Linked DNA regions of Homo sapiens: region 1 is linked to region 2. A link is a loop called in an ENCODE intact Hi-C map of the cell type or tissue named here. Cell type or tissue: PC-3. All regions are shown on one strand. Each heading gives the region's core, and the rest is flanking DNA. Links, peaks and the distances in the headings are about the cores only. Region 1 has its middle 6.6 kb from the start of TM4SF18-AS1. Region 2 overlaps LOC105374151 (a long non-coding RNA gene).

Evidence for each region. Peaks named below come from ENCODE experiments on the same cell type or tissue, not always from the same donor. Only the 100,000 strongest peaks of a DNase experiment are listed, where the experiment ranks them.
Region 1: a loop joins it to region 2, with 4 times the contacts of the local background. A loop is called at or near these places in 2 of 110 quality-filtered maps.

Annotation. Positions count from the first base shown.
Region 1 is chr3:149,273,256-149,283,126 of GRCh38, reverse strand. It overlaps the pseudogene CPHL1P. Among named protein-coding and RNA genes, the nearest start is that of TM4SF18-AS1, 6.6 kb to the left of the region's middle. In PC-3, for the core only: no CTCF peak of the experiment used is centred there; a DNase peak (open chromatin) is centred at 5,466; H3K4me3 peaks cover 558 bases; H3K27ac peaks cover 2,306 bases.
Region 2 is chr3:149,390,067-149,399,937 of GRCh38, reverse strand. LOC105374151 (a long non-coding RNA gene) reads left to right here. Exons shown (of 3, transcript XR_924574.3): 3 at 6,337-6,526. Among named protein-coding and RNA genes, the nearest start is that of TM4SF1-AS1, 17 kb to the right of the region's middle. In PC-3, for the core only: CTCF peaks have their summits at 6,193 and 6,396 (motif pointing left); a DNase peak (open chromatin) is centred at 6,377; H3K27ac peaks cover 2,390 bases.

The DNA of each region.
Region 1 (9,871 bases), core at 3,960-6,459, 120 kb after region 2:
CACACATCTTGGATGTTAGCCTTTTAATTAAGCTGACTTTTATCCAGTCCAAACTCAGCCTCCAGCAATTGTTAAAATTACCAGTTTATTGTGCCAGTGGCTTCTGCTCTAGGTAAGCATATTTCTTCTGTGACTCTAGATTGTCTGTCTCTTCAGATATGGGGATTTGCCCTACAAACTCCATTATCTGATGGGTTTAAGAAAAGCTGTTGATTTTCTTTGTCCAGTTTCTCTTGTTGTAAGGATTATGACTTCCATGCTCTTTACATGCTGGAGCTGAAACTGGAAGTCTTAGGGGTTGGTATTTGGGCATGTTGAATTTGACGAGTTCATTAGACTCTTGCTTCTCAAAGTGTGGTTCATGGACCTGCAGCACTGGCATCATCTGCGAGCCAGTGAGGAAATGCAGAATTTCAGACCCACCCAGACTTATAGAATACAGATTTTTCCTTTTAAAAAAATCTCCAGATGATTTTTCTGTGCATAAACATTTAAGAAGTTGCTATATTAACCATCTAAGTGGAAATGTGGCATAGATTATTGTATATACTGTTAGGCAGAGAGGTTCAAGCCAGAGACACACATTTCTGAGTTTTTGTCATGTTGGCACTATTTTAAGCCATGAAACAGATTCCCTGACCTACATCATGGACTTTAGTATCAGTGCACTCCAACTAAACCACAGGAACACATCTGTAGATGAACAAGTTGTGTTTGTTGCTTAACGCATTGAGAGAGAACATACATGATACAGAACCTTGGGGTATCTCAGAAAAAAAAAGCAGTGTTAAAAAGAACTTATTGTATGATTGGGGTTTGTGTTAGGTGATTTGTGGGGGATGTTTAAGGAAGCAGGGCTTTGCTCTGGATCAAAGGCAGTGAGAAAGTGGGGGAAATTTATGATTGGGTATCTTAATAAATGTAATCTATAAGAAAAGAAGAATGAAATAAAGCTAAAGCTATAATTGGTAAAGAGTAAAACAAAGCTAGAGCCATAAAATATAGTCAGGGAATGTGTGGTTATTTTTGAGATTTGGAGAATGTTCATGTTTCTCATGTATACTGTAAACCAAAAATAAAATTCTAAGGTCCCCCAACCATCTGAAAGGACTTCCTCCTCAGCCAAGGCTCTTTTAAAATTTTACCTGGAGACTGTTTCAGGCCTTGAAGGGCAGCGGGGGTTGGACATGCCTCATTACACCTCTCAACATTAACACCAACACAGACTTTAAGTCTGATAAGAAACATTTTTACAACCTATTGTTTCTGAAGCCTACTACCTAAAAGCTTCCTCTGTAAATAACTTGGGTCTCCACAATTCTTTATCTTAACCCAGACCTGCCTTTCTGTTGATCCAAGGTCTTTATACAAATTCAACCAATTGTCAACCAGAAAATGTTTAAATTTACTTATAGCCTGGAAGCCCCCACTCGGCATTGTCCCGCCTTTCTGACCAAACCAATGTATTTCTTAAATGTATTTGATTGATGTCTCATGCCTCCGTAAAATGGTATAAAACCAAGCTGCACCCCAACCACCTTGGGCACATGTTCTCAGGTCCTCCTAAGGGTTGTGTCACAGGCCATGGTTACTCATATTTGGTTCAGAATAAATGTCTTCAAATATTTTACGGAGTTTGACTCTTTTCATCAACAATATTCAGACATTTTCTGGAGTGGTATTGTTTTTCTTCTGGCTCCATTAGGGTCACAGAGTGGTGCTGTCTGATGTTGGTGTTCTGGGAGATTGTTTATGCCAAGGAGGAGGACACCAGGGCCTAGCTGTGAGTGCCAGGCCAGCTCCTAGTTGGGCAAAGCTTAGCCACTAGTACCAGGACAGCTCCTGGATGTTGGGGGGCTGCTTTTCTCTTTCTTACTGTTCAGTGTCTTCCCACTATTCCCTTCTGTGCCTTGCTTTGTAGGCCTCCAGTGTCTTATGTAGTCTACCCCATACTGCGAAAGCTTGTAATTTGCATAGCCTTAAACTGCGAAGGACTCAGAGCTCCAGCCCAAGTGGAACTCTCTCTGCCCCAGCTGCTAGCTGCTCTACTTATTCAAATTTTTCTAATCTAGTATATAGTTTCCCATAGAATAACCTTGATTATAAGGCAAGGAGTTTAATGGTAGGGCATCCACCAGGCTTTAAGTCCTGGATTTAAATTCTGGCAATAACATTTAGTTGTTTTGGTTAGTTGTTTAAAATCTCCAAGTTCCAGTTTCCTTATCTATAAAAGAGAACTTAATAAGCTTCCCTTTCAGAGTTGGTGGCACAATTAGAGCTAATATTTACAAAAGGGCTAAGGAAGAGCTGACTTTCAACAAATGGTGGTTATTGGTAGAAGTAATACAAAGAATAGAAATGGATCTAACAGTGACTGACATCCTCCATGGTGTCTTTAAACTCCCCATCTTGCCCCAACATCATTTATATCTAATTTATCAGCTTTGTTGGAAGATATAATTAGAGCCATATACTCTGAGAAAAACTGAGCATTTGTAGGTAATATAGAAGTCTACACACTTAAACTATTAAAGCCACTGCTATTACAGGTAGTATGAAAAGAACAGAAAATTTTATTTGGAATCCAGTAATCTATAGCTGACTACTGGCACTACAATTTGGAAATGTGCATTCTACAGCAAGTTACTTGACCTTTTGAGTTTTTGGTCTCTTATCTACAAATCAGATGTAAGGAAGGGGCAGGGGTAAGGGAGAGACTGTTGGGAAAATTACATAGGGTAATAATTTTCATTTATAAAATATTTTCTATATAGCAGAGTTTTTTACAAACAGATGTTATTATCACTAGTCCCTTATGCACATTTTTATTTGCTGTATTTATTTCTTAAACTTATTTACAGTTCTGGAATGGAAAAACCAGGAAGGAATCTAAATTTCCTCCAAGGTATTTAGCCTCACACCTTCAGGCTAAATTCAACAAAGTTTGGCTAAGTAAACTTAAATAAAGTGAGTTATGTTCTTGAGCTGTAACCAAGAATATAATCAAATGATAGTGACCAACTTTAAACACTGCTGTACCAAAAGGCTGATCTACTGAGGGCTATTCAGGGAGGAACAGAAAGGACTGGAACAATTATTTTCATCCTGACAAACAATAGTATGTAACATGACCTAGGAAAAAGTGCTTGACCCTTCACCCTTCAACAAGAAAAAAAAAATAGAAGCCAATTTTCCTAGTCACCTGTTGAGAAGAACCAAAACAACAAATATTTACCAATACCATGCTCTACCATTTTCGTTGTAGCTCTCAGTGGGCTGAGAGCTAACTTTTTCCATGTGCCTGCTCTGTGTCAAAGTAGAGGCCAGGTCCTCGCAGGAGCCATGAACTTTAATTATTATTACCCTTATATTACAAATAACAGGACTCTGGGTCAGAATGATTATGCAGCTCGTCCCACATGACACAGGTAGTAAATGGTGGAGTTGAACTGGAGGTAGATCTGCTTGAATTGAATATAGGAGATTTTTTTGCACTTTTTGGGGTACCTTGTGTAGAAAAAAAAATGCCAGCTGAATCGCTCCTTTGCTATCCATATTCCAGGGTAAAATTAATGTTCCTATGAGAATGAGGTAGAAGTCATAGAATGTTGGGAAGAAGGGACCTTTGAAAGCTCATTTAAAGAATCCCATTCCCACCTGGTGGGTGGGTCCTTTTACAGCTGCTGGTCCAGGCCACAGTGACAGGATAGGCTTTAAAGTTCTTCCATATACAGAGCTAAATTTATGGGCCTATAGCTTCCAACTATTTGAATCCAGTTGAGTTTCTTCCTTGAGGCAGAGAGCCCATGTATAATCCTTTTCTCTTGTGACACATTGTGTTTGACTGGGGTCTTCTTGCCAGCCCTTTCAATTGTTTCCCAAAAGGTGTGGGATGTGAATCTCTTCTCTTGGTTCTCCTGTGGGTGGTTTCTCCCATTGCCAAGGTCCCTCCAGGAGACCCAGCTTTTCTGAATTCCTTCCAAGATCTGCTGGTGACTTTAAATCTGCCAAAGCACTCGGTGGCTCAGGCAAGGATTGTGTAAACAATCCTAAGTCATGGAACGTGATCTACTCCTTAAGAGCTAAAGTAACCTTAAAGTGAGGCTAGAAACATATAGATGGTTCAGCCCAAAGAATTTGGTATGTCTTTTAAACCAAAATGCCACATATATTACTTGCTACATTTATATTTGATCTCTTCATCCAAAACTCCAACACTTTTTGGAGTATTGACATTTGGAGTATGTGGCATTTTCTTAAATAGGTATTGATATCTATATGTACACATGGGAAAAATACACTTTGATTTTGTGTGTTTTGAAAAATAGGCTGGGTGTCGTGGCTGATGCCAGTAATCCTGCCACTTTGGAAGGCCTAGGTAGGCAGATCACTTGAGGCCAGGAGTTTGAGACCAGCCTAGCCAACATGGTGAAACCCCATCTCTACTAAAAACACAAAAATTAGCCTGGTGTGGTTGCACACACCTGTAATCCCAGCTACTCAGAGTCTGAGGCCCAAGAATCACTTGAACCCAGGAGGCAGAGGTTGCAGTGAGCTGAGATTGGGCCACTGCACTCCAGCCTGAGCGACAGAGTGAAACTCTGTCTCAAAAAAAATAAGAAAGGAAAAAAAAGAAAAAAGAAATTATAGTATGTTTGTATATTAATAGAATATCCAAAATAGGTAGGAAAAGCTATGCTGAGGTTAAAATGAAAGAACTAGACTTCTAGGTACTGACATAAAAGACATCTAAGATATATAGTTGAGGAATAAAAGCAAGCTACAAAATTATACACACCATGTTCTTTTAATTTTTTAAAAATTTTGGTGGGTATATAGTAGGTGTCTATATTTATGGGGTACATGAGATGTTTTGATACAGGCACGCAATGTGAAATAAGCATATCATGAAGAATGGGATATCCATCCCCTCCAAGCATTTATCCATTGAGTTTCAAACAATCCAATTACATTCTTTGTTATTTTATGTATATTTGTTATTATTGACTATAGTCACCCTGTTGTGTTATCAAATACTAGGTCTTACTCATATATCATATGATTGTGTTGTCTTAATATTTCTAACCATGGGTTTCTAAACCTAAATTAGAGTCTAACTTTTGAAACACACTGTGGCTTTCCAATTCTAAAATCTCAAACAATACCTAATAGTAATAGATATTACAATACATGATGATACCCAGATCAGATCAATGGCTTATAAACATTCCTTCTCCTTTCCTTACTTATTGTATTCTCAGCCAAGGCACTCTATTTGTTCAATAAATTTGACATTTAAATCTAACATTTCTTGGTATCTCCAGGAAACAGAAAGAATAAATGCTTCCTATCTAATCTTCCTATCCTAATCTGTAGGAGTTATAACCTACTGGAGTAAAGTAAATACCACATGGAAATTTAAGCAACAGTCTGAAGCAGGATGTGGTTTGTTGACAGTCTGTGTCACAGCTGGTAAATTCAGAGAGGGGCATGTTTCTAAGCTGAAATGGTCAGGGAAGTCTTCACTGAGAAGGTGAAGTTTCAGTTGAGCCTTGAAGAATGGGAAAAATTTGGATTAGCCGAGAAAAAGAGAGGCTGAGGGAGGCAAAATCAGACTGGGAAATGGGCACAAATAAGATGAGATAAATTCAGAAAGCACATTATAACAACGAAGGAACAGGAAGTACTGTAAATAACACTTGTTAAATGTTGACTATGCATCAGCTTCCTTGTGTGTCCGCAAGCTCCTCTGTAAGATGGCTGTCATTGAATTTACACAACTTCCTAACTGGTAGGTAATATTATCATTTTATAAATGAAGAAATGAAGTTACATAATTACACATTGCTGATAACTGACAGTGCTAAGAGTCAAACACAGGCTGTCTGATTCCAGGTTTTCTGCATTCTCTCCCACCTCACACTGTGTTCCTAGTAAGAAAACTCCCCAAAGGGAAGGGATCCTATAAGTGAATTTTGGGGACAAATCTGGAATATCAGAGATACCAGATTGGGGCCTAGATTACATGGATAGTCTTAAATGCTAAGAAATTTGAGAATAACTTAATGAAAGTCTTAAATGACAAGAAATTTTAAATTATCATCTAGTAGAAAAACTTGATAAAGGTAGCATTTCAAGAATTTTCCGGGAATGGTACGTAGAATGGACTAAATAGTAAGAAAGTGGAGGCTGGAGACTAGACAGAAGAATATTCCTATATTTTAGGAATAGATAATCATTATCAAGGGACAGTGGATGATGGGCAACCTAACGATCCAGTGTGTTGTGCAACATTTCACCTCACCTGACAATGAAATCCAAAACCACTTGGAATGGAAATGACATATATGTTAATGAAGACAGATAATGTATGTCAGTAGACACAAATGAAAGAAGAAAGCCTGGATTATAAAAGGTAGGCAAGCCCTACTCAGTTAACTTCTCCAGGCTCAGAATTTGAAAATGAAGGCACTTTTACCATTGACCTTTCTGTTTTTTATTAGTTCTCCAGGTTGGGCAATAGATAGGCACTGCTACATAGGCATTGAAGAAAGCATTTGGAACTATGCTCCTTCTGGTAAAAATATGCTCAATGAAAAGCCTTTTTCTGAAGACCTGTAAGTAATCCTTTGCATTTAACAAGTTATTATCTGAAGCAAAAGTTGGTAATTGTTGATCATTGATGAAATGCTGATGAAAACTTTCTCATGATTGACACTTGCAGGACACATATGCCATTAGAACCACTTCGTTTGTTTAGTTCCAACATGGTATGGAAAAGAGGTAGTAATACAAATCCAAAATTGCTCTTTCCTGGAATGATCGCCACTCTTGTCTTCCTGACACGTTATTTTGCAGATCACAGCTAATTCTGTTTATCATTAATTTTGTTCACGTGATAAGGTATAAAACAACACTTTCCTTTTGATATGTGTGTAGCTGTTTTCTCGATTTTTCTCTTCAGATAATTGAGAGAGGGAAATATAGAGGACATGAGTGGGGTTCTGATTTACCACGGTTTAAGAGCAAAACACCTTAATGCTACCAACAAATCCACAAATCCATTTAAATGTGTAAACAGTCCTAAATCATGGGAACTGATCGACTACTTGAATGCTAAAGTAACCTTAAAGTGGGGTTAGAAACATAGACACAGTTCAGTTTAAAGAATTTGGCATGTCTTTTAAACCAAAATGCCACATGTTTTACTTACTACATTTGTATTTGATTTCTTCATTCAGTATTTCAACACTCTTCTCACCAATTATACCTGTTTTTGACTCCCATCACATTTTCTCCAGCCTCTGGGTTTTATCTGCCAAAATTAGGCTGTTGAGCTTCTGACTTTTCATTTAGCTTATTTAACACTTTGTTTCTTTCCAGTCAACATTTGTTAAAGTTCTGTCTTTTTTGTTTGTTTATAGAGAATTTCTACAAGGAGGTCAAGCGAGGAAGAGCTTTGTTTTTAAAAAGGCTTTGTATTTTCAATATTGATACTGATAATACATTTCAAAGGATCATTGAAAAACCATCCTGGTTGGGATTTTTAGGTCCAATGATTAAAGCAGAGACTGGAGACTTCATTTATGTACATGTAAAAAATAATGCTTCAAGAGCTTATAGTTATCATCCTCATGGGCTCACCTACTCCAAAGAAAATGAAGGTAAGCAGATCCTCTTTCCTGAGTTTTGCTTATGGAGAGTATGAGCACATTGCATTAGAAAAAGCCAGGTAATCATGGACTGGTCAGCATTCTGAGCTACGTGGAGTTTAGAGTGGATGCAGACTCTACTTCTGATGTATTTAAAGTTTATACCCAAGACAGTCCTTTTTTAGTTTCTCATCTTAATTGAGTGACAGCCCTTATGCAATTCCTAGGAAATAAAACACTTTTCCCTTACTCACCAGAAAAGAAAAAAAAGGTGTTTTTTTGTTTCGTTTTGTAGGAAACACTCATGAGCTAAATGTTAGGTTGGCAGAAATCCTGTTCTGCCCCCACCTCATTTCCATTTCCTAGTAGATGAGGATCACCCTCTGGGAAGATATCAGTATCAAGAGAAATCACTACTTTCCAGGCAGACTCTTCTCTCCTACACAGCTACAGTCACAGATACATCATGATTTTGGAAAAAAAAAAAAAGGAAGGGAAGAGAAAGCCAACAAATAGGATTTTGTGAGTTTTTGGGAGACAACAAGGAAAGCTAGGAAAACAGAGTTTGGAATTGTCTTTAGTAGAACACAGATATTTTTTCCCAGTGTTTGAAATATGGTTTTTAAAAGGCCTGGCATAAATCTTTAGAAAACTGGAATTTTAGGCCAACTTGATAAGAGTACCACCTATAGCATACGTGCTCCTTCCAACAGAGGCTCTATGATAATACAGGGCAGCGGAAATCCCATATGCCATTCCTTTCATCTGTCATCATTATTTTGCCATGTTACATGACCATCTTGCAATGATTATTGCCCTTTAAATATAGTCTATAAAAAAAAAGAAAAATAGTCTATATTATAGACATATAATGTGAAAAATGTTAACAAGAGTTTGCTTTATTTTTTTACTTTTTAATCAACTCTCAAAACTTGAACTGAGGTTTGATGATTCCGTCAGGGAAGCATGAAGAAGAACTAGAAAACAGGCCTTGAATTAATCCTCTGGACTGAAACAGACTCAGGAAACTGGACCATGACTGGAGCCAGTTCCAGCTGGGCCGCTGGGCAGGAAGAAAGTACAAAACAGTCAGTCATAATTTCTTCATGTTCAGTGTGGAACAGGAGGGTCCCAAAAGAAGAATAGAGAATCAGAGGCTGCTCATGTTTCAAAGTCTTTTATTGAATAAAGGAATTTTATTCATAGTTAGCAGGATCCAGCCACGAGGGGTAAGGATCTGAGGCAACACTTTAGCCAGAGAAGAAGAAAGAAAGGAGAGCAACGGTCCAAAGTCAGAACTGAGGTAATAGTTCAGAGTAACGGCATGGGCCACCTTCGGACTGCAGTGGGCTACTTGGAAGTAACAGGGACACCCTTGGATGCCCTGGGTCCCAAGTCTGACTGGCAATGAAGAAAATATGGAGGGCAACTCGGGAGTCCAGAGGTTACCTCTGCATCTGAGATCTAGGCACATGGTAGGTGCAAAATAAATATTTGTTGAATCCATCAGTAAGAGTGATGATAGCCTATTATATACTGCCTGCCTCATTCCAATTTAGTCTAAAAACTGCAGCCAAGCTGAGCATTCAGGTAGAAGCCAACTAAAGGGGATTTAGGGAGGTAGGAATCTGGGAAATGGTGGGGAGAAATGCACACTTTTTGAGAAATACAAAGTAGCATAATGGAGGAAGCCCGAGTCACATTCAAAATAGTGTTATCCAATATTTACTGTAACCACAGTGCAGAATATGTTTTCTAGGTGCTATCTATCCTGATAATACGACAGGCCTGCAAAAGGAAGATGAATATCTGGAGCCAGGGAAACAATATACCTACAAGTGGTATGTAGAAGAACATCAGGGACCTGGCCCCAATGACAGTAATTGTGTGACAAGAATTTACCATTCCCATATAGACACTGCAAGAGATGTAGCTTCGGGACTTATTGGACCAATACTGACTTGTAAAAGAGGTAACTTTAAAAAAAAATCTCATTGCAGTAAAAGAGTAAACCAGAATGGGTAGGCTGTCCTCTGCTCTCCTAGAGGAATTTTACTATCCAAGGCACTCCATTTTCCTGCCTTAACCTTGGTTTTCCAGTCAAGAATGGAAACTTGCCATCTTGGACTCTGAGCACTAGATGGCGATCTCAAATCCAACCCTCAGTTCAACCAATAATTCAGGTTGGTCACTAGATGGTAGTCAAACCCAATAAACTT
Region 2 (9,871 bases), core at 4,997-7,496:
TGTTATTTTTTGTTGTTTTCACAATAGCCGTTCTAACAGGGGTGAGGTGATATTTCATTGTGGTTTTGATTTGCATCTCTCTGATGATTAATGATGTTGAGAATTTTTTCATATATATATTTGTGGTCATTTGTCTGTCTTTGGAGATATTAATATGTCTATTTGGATCATTTGCCCATGTAATTCCAATTGGTTGGCACCTGCAAAGCCATTTCTAAGATCCTCTCATGACTGTGGGTGGATGGAAGGATGAACACTTGGGTGGCTAAAGCAAACGTGGACTTTTGTTGTTCTTGTGAGGGCTGGTGGGGCAGAATGCTTTTATACAGCCATGAAGTAGCAGGGAAAAAAGCTCTGAGATCCTCCAGTGTGTAGGGAATATTCTCTGCTTTTCTCATGCTCTGTACCAATCAAACCTGGGCTCTTGTTCCTTAATGTACTGTCATTAGCTTTGCCTTTCTCTTATCCCATAGTCCTGTACTATAGTGAGAAAAAGACATAGAAAAGACTGCACAGCTCTTCGTAGCTTACAAATCATTTTCATAATTGTCATCATGTTTAAACATCACTATGACACTGCTACGTAGGCATAATTGCACCTGTTTTATGGTGAATAAACTGACAATCAAGGTTAAGGGACATACCAAGGTCACGCAGGAGATGAAGCTGGGGCTTAAGAGGCCTCTGTCAAGCTCATGGTTGTTTCATTCTTCTGGGCTGCCTCTGGGTTAAAACTTTTTAAAAAGTAAATTCTGAAATAGTTAGAATGGATTATGGTAGGAGAGAGTGCAGAATGAGTTTGCAGTGAAGCATCTTAGAGGGACAACACAATAGTAAACCTCCTCTTCCTTCTCATATCTTATAATCAAGGATTAAGAAGCTCCTTGCCTTCTTGTTAAGAAATTGATCGCATTAGGGTCATCTCTATATTAATGGCAGAAATTGAGTCAATATGTTGATCTTGGGCCCCTGAAAACAAGGGTTCTTTGGGTCCAGGGATAGAATTCAGGCAGTCCATGGGCCTGGATGAAGAAAAAAATTCCTGTTTTTGATTTCTTGAACTTCTAGCATTTCTCTCAGTTATGAATTTAGACTCCAAACCATGGCAATTATTAGCTCTTCCTATAAGTATGTCACCAATATAAATACAATATATTTTCCTATCACATAATTTTAAATATAGTAATGCACTGCATAAAAATTCCAGTTAACTACAGACTGCTTATGCAACAGTGGTCCCATAAGATTATATATGTTTACTGTACATTTTCTATGTCTGGATACACAAATGCCTTCTGTTGTGTGACAATTTCTTACAGTATTCAGTACAGTAACTTGCTGCAGCCTAGGAACAATAGTCTAAACTATACATCCAGTTGTGTAGTAGGCTATATCATCATAGGTTTGTGTAAGTACACTTTGTGGATATTTGCACAGTGACAAAATTGCCTAATGACACATTTCTCAGGATGTACCCTGATGTACTCAGGATGGTGCTTCACCATCAAGCAATGCACAACTGTACCTTGAAACTATCCTTTGCACTCATCACAACTTCAAAATACGGTAGCTGGATCTTATTATTTAATATGTTAAGAAACACACATATGTTATTTTATAATGAAGTTTTAAGAGTCATTTTGATAATTGTATTTCCATATAATTATTTTTCTATTTCAATTGTCTATTTCAAATAGAATCTTATGTATTCTATTTTATGCCTTTAAAAACATTACTCTGAGAGGGGTACAGGTGTCACTCTGCTACCACATGGGTCCACAGTGCAAATAAAAGTTTTAAAAACTTGCTCTAAAAAGACATTCACTGAAAATCTTAAATTATTCCCTAGGAACAAAATTTTCAAAACTTTTTTTTTTTTAAGGAAGAGAGATGTTAGGGCAACAATTCCTTAATTTCATCATCTCTTCCATTTATTTACTTGATTGAATGAATTCTTGACAGATAGCACATGTGCAATAAACATTCATAGAAATGATGTCCCTTTTTATTCTTGGCAAAATTAGCGTTGTGCTGAAAACAAAATGAGTTTGGTTCATGGGACATTTCCTGAAAGGAATGACAGTTTAAGACAGAATAAAGTGGAAAGGGAAGGAATATCTATGTGGAGGAATTAGCCAACGATAAGATCTTACCTTGAAGAAGACCTTCTGCATTGAGTCTGAAAACAACATTTGTGTTTATGTGAAAATCCATGCCCTGACCTAACTCTCTGTGTCCTGTCAGCCTAGGTAATCAAATTATGCATGAAATAATTTCATAATTTTATTTTCAACTGACAAGCACTACATTATACATTCAATCTGTTCACATGAGATAATATATTTCTTGCAGTAACATCTGTTAATATATGCTTGTTCTCAAAAAACGATTATATTACAAATCTTAATCTAGGTACAGAAATGAAAGGGTCCAGGCATTTGATTAATATATATTGATTAATCCTATATAGCAGGAGAAGCTCAGGAATTGTCTGATAAAACTCTCCCAACAGTCTAGTTGAGTCTTTCATTTTGCTGCTAGAAATCATTTTGCTTGGTTTGCTGCTGCTTCTTACATGGATCCACACTGGGCAGACTCTTGAGAGGTGGAAAAATAAGTTAGATGACTATTAAGGGCAGTTTGCAGAGCATGTTTAGAAACCGCACAAGAATGGGGAGAAAGAGTGTTTGGTTGCTCCCCCTGGAGCTTATATTTTTACAATGCTAAACTCTGAGGTTCAGGAAGCAGACCATATTTTTCATGTCCCCATGAATTTTCCTGACTAATCTATCTCCCTAGAATGCTCTTCTTGTCCCTATTTACTCTCTGCAACTTAAGATCTGCTAATACTAAGTCATCAGTTTCTTGTAAAATTTTCACCTGACCCCTACTCTTGTTCCAGATTGGGTTACCTACTCCTCTGTACTGCTAAAATCCCCTGTCCTCCTTCCATGGGCAGGCACTGCTCTCATGTCCTCCCACCATACCCTTCTACCCTCGACTCAACATCAAACTCTAGACCGTGACCATTTTGAGACCGAAATTATGCCCTTGAGTTACAGGCAAATATTAGGTTCTTTAGATTTTCTGCAGAATTAATTGAATGAAAAATGAACGAGGCCAACAAGTAAAAGGAGACAAATGAGACAGGCAACATGAAGACTGAAGGGTATGTAAAGAAGGGTAGGGAGGTTAGCCAGCCCCAGCCGATCTTACTTCTAAGATGTTGACAGAAGTGTGTGCGTGCATGTGTGTTTGCATGGGAGCAGTAGTAGCCCAGGGAAGGTGAACTTTAAACTTGACTGCATAGAAATACTTCCAATATAGCAGGTACGAATGTCACTGTGCCACTTTCTGGTGTGTAAATGTGACAGAAAAATTAGTTCTGTACTTTCACTCATGTGACGGTAGAAAATTCAATCTCAGTAATATTTGGCGGCTTTGGTGTTCATCCAAAAATCTCCTAGTGTTTGGAGTGACAGAAGCTTGCAGGTTCCTTGTCAGAGTCTTCGGTGGCTCACCAGTGTTTGAAAGCATTGGACAGGCCATATGTTCCAGCCAGACCAGAGATGCACCTCAGGGTGGTCCACTCCTTGACCACACACAGGTTCACAGAGACCTTCAGGATCTCAATGTCTCCTGTGAGCTTGGCGTTAAGTGTTGAGCTTCTAAAGCACATCCCAAAATAATTCCTGGCTAGCACACGTGTATGAAGAAGCCAAGGCCCTTCCAGAAACCTGCCTGATTCCTGTGCACACTCCCCACTCCTAGCCTGAGGAAAATCAAATGTTTCCTTAAATTGGGTAGCTTCTGTGTCTTCAACTCCGAAGACTTAACCTCCATGCCCCTCCTTTGTGAACGCAATCTGGGAAAACTTTTGTACTAGGTGTCATGGATGAGAAAAGAAGCTGGAAATACCAGTTATTCCTTTCTTAATAACTGACCTTGTTATTCAGCTCTTCAGAAGCCACAGGAAATTTTATCCCTCTCCTCTCTAAATCCCACCCCCACCACATCCACTGGCTGCCCTGTTCTGTTCTGCAGCATGGAGATACCCAAAGCCCAGTCTTGGCAGTTGTCCCAGTTTTCTTCATCCTGTTCATGACTCCAAAGAAAACACATCTCTCACTCAACAACAAACTGGCAGTTTCTGTTGAGAACTCAGATATTTTCCCAGAGTCCGCCGTAAAAATAATAAGGTTATATTTTAATTTTAAATTATTTGTTCATGCAGATTCTTTTGGAAAGACCTTGCTATAGTTTTGTTGATCATACAAAGAACCTTTTAAACAAAATATTTTCCAAAAATATAGCAGGCTTCCTTCTGCTGACACAAATCTCAAGAAGAGTCAGCATTTGTTATAAGGCTCTAAACAAATATTTATAAACCCTGCTTAAATTTGTTTTGAAACTTGCATAATTTTGGCAATCATTACTCATGCTAGTATCATCACTCAGGGCTTGGCATTAACGTTTTCTTCAAAATATTTTACTTTTATAGTATAAATTTACCCTATATTGCCAAAGATGTATTGGACAAGGGTGGTCATCACTGTACTGTGCTGAAACTTGGCTTCATTTTTGAAAGAGTGGAAAATTTATCAGAGGAGTTTTGGGAAGATGAAATATTTCAGTGATCTAATCCCATAATATTTATGACCTCTTACAACTAGTAGTGATTAGGCCCCACTTGTGACCAACAAACTAAAAATTTACCCTCATTCTATGAATAGGATTTTATTTTAAAATAATTATATTATGAAAACATAAAAAATATTTGAAACAAAAAACTTGTGAATATTCACATACTTCATTGCCCATTAAGAACAGTTCCACCAATGCCTAGTTGACTTGTAACAATTTGTGTGCAGCAAAAATAGAGAGACAGGGCTGGAGTGCGCTTGTTCTGCATTAGACTAGGCTAATGAGAAAATGCTAAAGGTGTTGGAAAAGGCAAGAGCCAAAGAAGCCTTAGAGAGAAAGTTATGATTGGGGGTTCAGAATAGGAGATTGAGGGCATAGAAGCTACAAGGCTTGCTGCAGAGCAGGCTGAGGCTCCACAGAGGAGGAGAGACAGGACTCGACCAGGTGTTGCCTTGGGGCTATGTATGAATCTCCTGTACAGACTCCAGTAAGGAGTTCTTAAGTGTTCCCTTTTTTAAATTTAATTTTTGAATAGATTATACTTTTGCAAGGTTCAAAATTTTTAAAGGTCCTGTAGGTTTTATCAGGAAAAAGTCTCCATAACACTCCAGCCCCAAACCACCCAGTTCTCATCCCCAGAAGCCACCAATATTATCAGTTTACTGTGTGTCCTCCAGAGCTATTTTATGCACATACAAGCAAACAGACATTTGTATATATTCACTCTCTCTTTCATTTTTTTTAAACAAGTAGCAGCTTGCTACATAAATTATTTTGTATCCTGCTTTACTCTCTGTAAAATATCTTGGATATTGTTTCATTTTATTAGGCAGATTCTTCATTCCTTTTTTTTTTCAGCTGCAGAGTATTCACTATAGCAAGGTACAAATGGTTTTTGGTCAGTTTCCACTTTTGGTTGCTTTGATCATTTGCTATTATATACACGATGCTGTAAATTTTTAATTTATTTTGTGTCATGAACCCCTTTGGCAGTCTGGTGAAGCCTATTAATTTCTTCTTAATAAAATATTTTCAAGTGCATGCAAAATTCTCAGGATTAAAAGGAAACCAATTATGCTGATATATAGGTATCAAAATATTCTTTATATAAACATTTATTTAGAAATATATGTACTTATTTATTAAAACTTAATAAGATCTAGCAGTGGATCAAATTCTTGTAATTTCAAAATATGAGTGAGCATAAATGCTGTTTCAAAATATCTGCAACAATTGTAATGTGATGTAAAATATCTGTGATTTTATTGGTAACAAAGGCATAGGCTGATACTATCATGGTTTCCTGCTTGCTTTCATAATTAAAGGAAATGACAAATTTTACTTAGAGTTAAGAAACCCTGCCTTATACATACATCATTTCCCAAACACTCAAGTGTATGTGTAGGGTATATTTTTAGAAGTGTTTTAAATTAGCAACTGCAAATAAATTTATAATTGAATACATATTGCCAAACTGCTGAAAATGCAGTCGTTCTACCAACACTGAATAAGGGTATGTTAACAAGCATTTTAATCCTTGCCAATCCGAGAGATGAAAAATAATATTTTGGTGGTTTTATTTTGCACTCTCTTGTCAAAAGCAAATTTGAACATCTTTTCATATATTTATGAACCATCTTCTTTTCTGTGTGTTCATACCCCTTGCTCATTGTACTATTGGTTTGTTAGCAGGTTTGCTGTGTTGCAAACGCCAGGGGACATCAGTCACAGAGACCTGAATGTACACAGCACCCCCTGGAGTTGGCAATGCGGAGGCTCTGGCTGTTGATCCCAAAGAAGATTTAAATTGCAGTCCATTATATTTTTCTCTCAGACTTCTGTTTCTTTGAATATTCCAAATAGATTAAAATATAATCTGGAATCTTAAGTGCCTTAGTCTTATTTAGGTAACAATACTATCTAAGAAAAACTCTAGAAGAATTCACAACAAATTGCTAACTATAGTTATCTCTGGCAGAGGAAGTAGCATGGGAAAGGCGTGGGAAAATTTTTTACTTTGACTTTTTTTTCACCTGTGTACTTATGTATAATTTGTGTGGAATAAATAAAATAATAAATATACATGATAAAATTTCAAATAAAAGTTAAAAAAATTACGGGGCACTCCTCCTTGAGCCTATATGATGGTTTTGAAATACTATTCAAAAAGAACCAGGACTTCTTAGAGAAATGACTGAGTGCAGGTCTCGGGCAGGAAATGTACAAGATGAGCCTGGCACCTCTTATTAATACCACATAGCAAGAAAGGTACGAAGATGACTAGGGCCATGGCAAAAGGACTCATGAACTAACTTGAAGAGGCTTCTACTGACCAAAGACAGAGCAACTTAAGCATCAATAAAGATAATAACTGCAATGGCTATGATGAAATACATTATGAATGCATAAAGTTCATACTAATGTTAAACAAAATGAAAATTAATTGGTCATACTGGGTAGATGATGGGGAACTAACAAATTATTTTAAAAATTGGTAAATCCAGGCAAAGAATCTAGCATTTATTGTAACTTTTTTTTTTTTTTTTGAGACAGAGTTTTGCTCTTGTTGCCTAGGCTGGAGTGCAATGGTGCGATCTCGGCTCACTGCAACCTCCTCCTCCCGGGTTAAAGCAATTCTCCTGCCTCAGCCTCCCAAGTAGCTGGGATTACAGGCATGCACCACCACTCCCGGCTAATTTTGTATTTTTAGTAGACACAAGGTTTCTCCATGTTGGTCAGGCTGGTCTCAAACTCCCGACCTCAGGTGATCTGCCCACCTTGGCCTCCCAAAGTGCTGGGATTACAGGGCACCCGGCCCTATTCTAACTTTTTAATGCAAACTGAGTCTCCAGGTCATCAAATAATAGACAAGGAGAAGTTTCCTTTCATAAAAAGTAATCCAGCTAATAAATTAAAACAGAATGAGAAAATTCATAATTCCTAATGAATGATTATACCCAGGCATTGGCCACCCACAGCTGTGAGCTTTACCAAAAGGAAAACAACTTGGCCTTAGGTGCATCCTAATGAAAAAGCGCAATCCCACATAAAAAGTGGTTTTGCCAAATACAGGAAAAAAAAAAAAGAACCAAAAAACTTTGAATCTGATGAAGTGTCCAGGTCCAACGGCCAATTGGCGTGTTAAGCAATAGAAGAGGTTTCCAGTCTGTGGACTGCGGGAAACTCTACAGCTTTCTTCAACAAAGCAACTGAAAGGGAGAGAAAAAGAGGTAGGTGGAGGGGAAACTTCAGAGACTATCAACCAATCATGATACGCAGACCTTATTTGGATTTTGATTCAGATATACAAACTGTATAAACAAAGCAACTTTTATAATATTTACGAAACAACTGGAAATTTCAACACTGAAAGGATATTTGATGATATTAAAGAACTTGTTTTACTAATTTGTAATATTTTACATAATGCTATGAGGATTATGTTTTTTCAAAGTGTTCATTCTCTTCTAAAGATACTAAAAAACAGATGAAATAATACTATATCTGGAATATGCTTCAAATAATGTGGGAATAGTTGAGGTATCAAAGCAGATAGATTGGTCACGGATAATTGTTGGAGCCAGGTGAGGGAAATCGATGGGGCTTTATATTATTCTAATTTTGTATATGTTAAATTTTTTTTAAGTAAACAAAATCATTAAACATCAATTTGTCCTGAAAAGGGACATTGTATCACAAGAGGGTCTGAGAAATACCCTTTTGTTTTGTTGGTTTTTTTTTTTTTTTTTTTTTGCCAAATTTGGCAGTAGGGAGTTGAACTAACTCATTTCTTTTAGGCCCTATACATGTGTTGGGATTTTTTTTAATCGGAATTTAAAAATTCATGTTCCTTATGGATCAGAAATGTTCCTGTCTGCATTCCATAGGAAGCAGCAGCAATGTCGTCGGGCAGCCTGGGGTTCGGGAGGTGAGTTGATGGGTTTGGAGAAGGCATGTGCTGACTACGGGCTTCCCTGGGAAACAGATTGTGGGTGGAGATGAGCTTGCAGGTTGTCTCTCAGGGAGTGCCCTCAGGATCATCCCTATGAGGGGAGAGGAGTGAGAGAAGCAGGGCTGGGCAGCAGATGAACTCTGATGCAGTTCAACGGAGGCCTCGGCCAACCCCACAGACAGCTGTGGAGCTAGGATGGCCCTACCGAGTTTGTCACTTGAGGCAAGGAAGCCAGGTATAGTCCGCCTCCTCAGTGGTTAGAGATGGCTTCTCCTCAGGGAGGGGCCATGGCTTGGGTGACGCAGCTTCCTTAGGCAGAGGGCAGTCCCTGAGAGAGTCTGGGCTGTGGATGGCTAACACTCATAGCACGCTGTCAGCAGGAGGAGGAACAAGGGCCTCAGGCCAGAAAGAGAGCTGGACTGTGTCTCATCAGGGTCTACCAATGACAACATTGTTGTCACACCAAATTTACTGCACACCAATCCAAGGATTATTGCTTCTAGGTGAATGACACATAAGAATTAGTCATAAAGGGAAGCCTTGACATCAAATTCCTGACAACACACAAAACCTATATAATGTGATAAAAGGTTATGTATCATTCATGCTCTTTATACCTATGTGACACTGGTAGGTGAGTATCTTATATGTTAGTGCTCCCCAAGTCCCTAAAGTTCCCACAGAGGCAAAAGAGCTATTTGAATGATTTCCAATACTATTCTAAAAATAAAATCTAACAATATAAATTTTTTTTATTTTTTATTTTTTCACTCTGTCACCCAGGCTTAAGTGGTGCAATCACAACTCACTGCAGCCCTGACTTCCTGGGCTTAAGCAATCCTCCCACCTAAGCCTCCTGAGTAGCTGGGACTACAGGTGTATGCCACAATGCCTGACTAATTTTTTGATATTTTTGTAGACCTGATGTCTCACTGTGTTGCCCAGGCTATTCTCGAACTCCTGGGCTGAAGAGATCCTCCTGCCTCGGCCTCCCAAAGTCTTGGGATTACAGGTATGAATAAACATGGCTGGACTATTCTTTTTATGTTGAAATAACTTCAAACTTACTACCAAGTTGCACGAATAGTACGAATACCTCCCATATACCCTTTACTACATTCACAAATTAACATCTTGTCATATTCACTTTATAATTTTCTACATAACCACCATACTATAATAATGAAAATGAGGAAATTAAACATTTATAAAATGCTGTTATCTAACCCACAGTCCATATTTAAATTTTACCAATTTTAAATTTTACCAATTGTC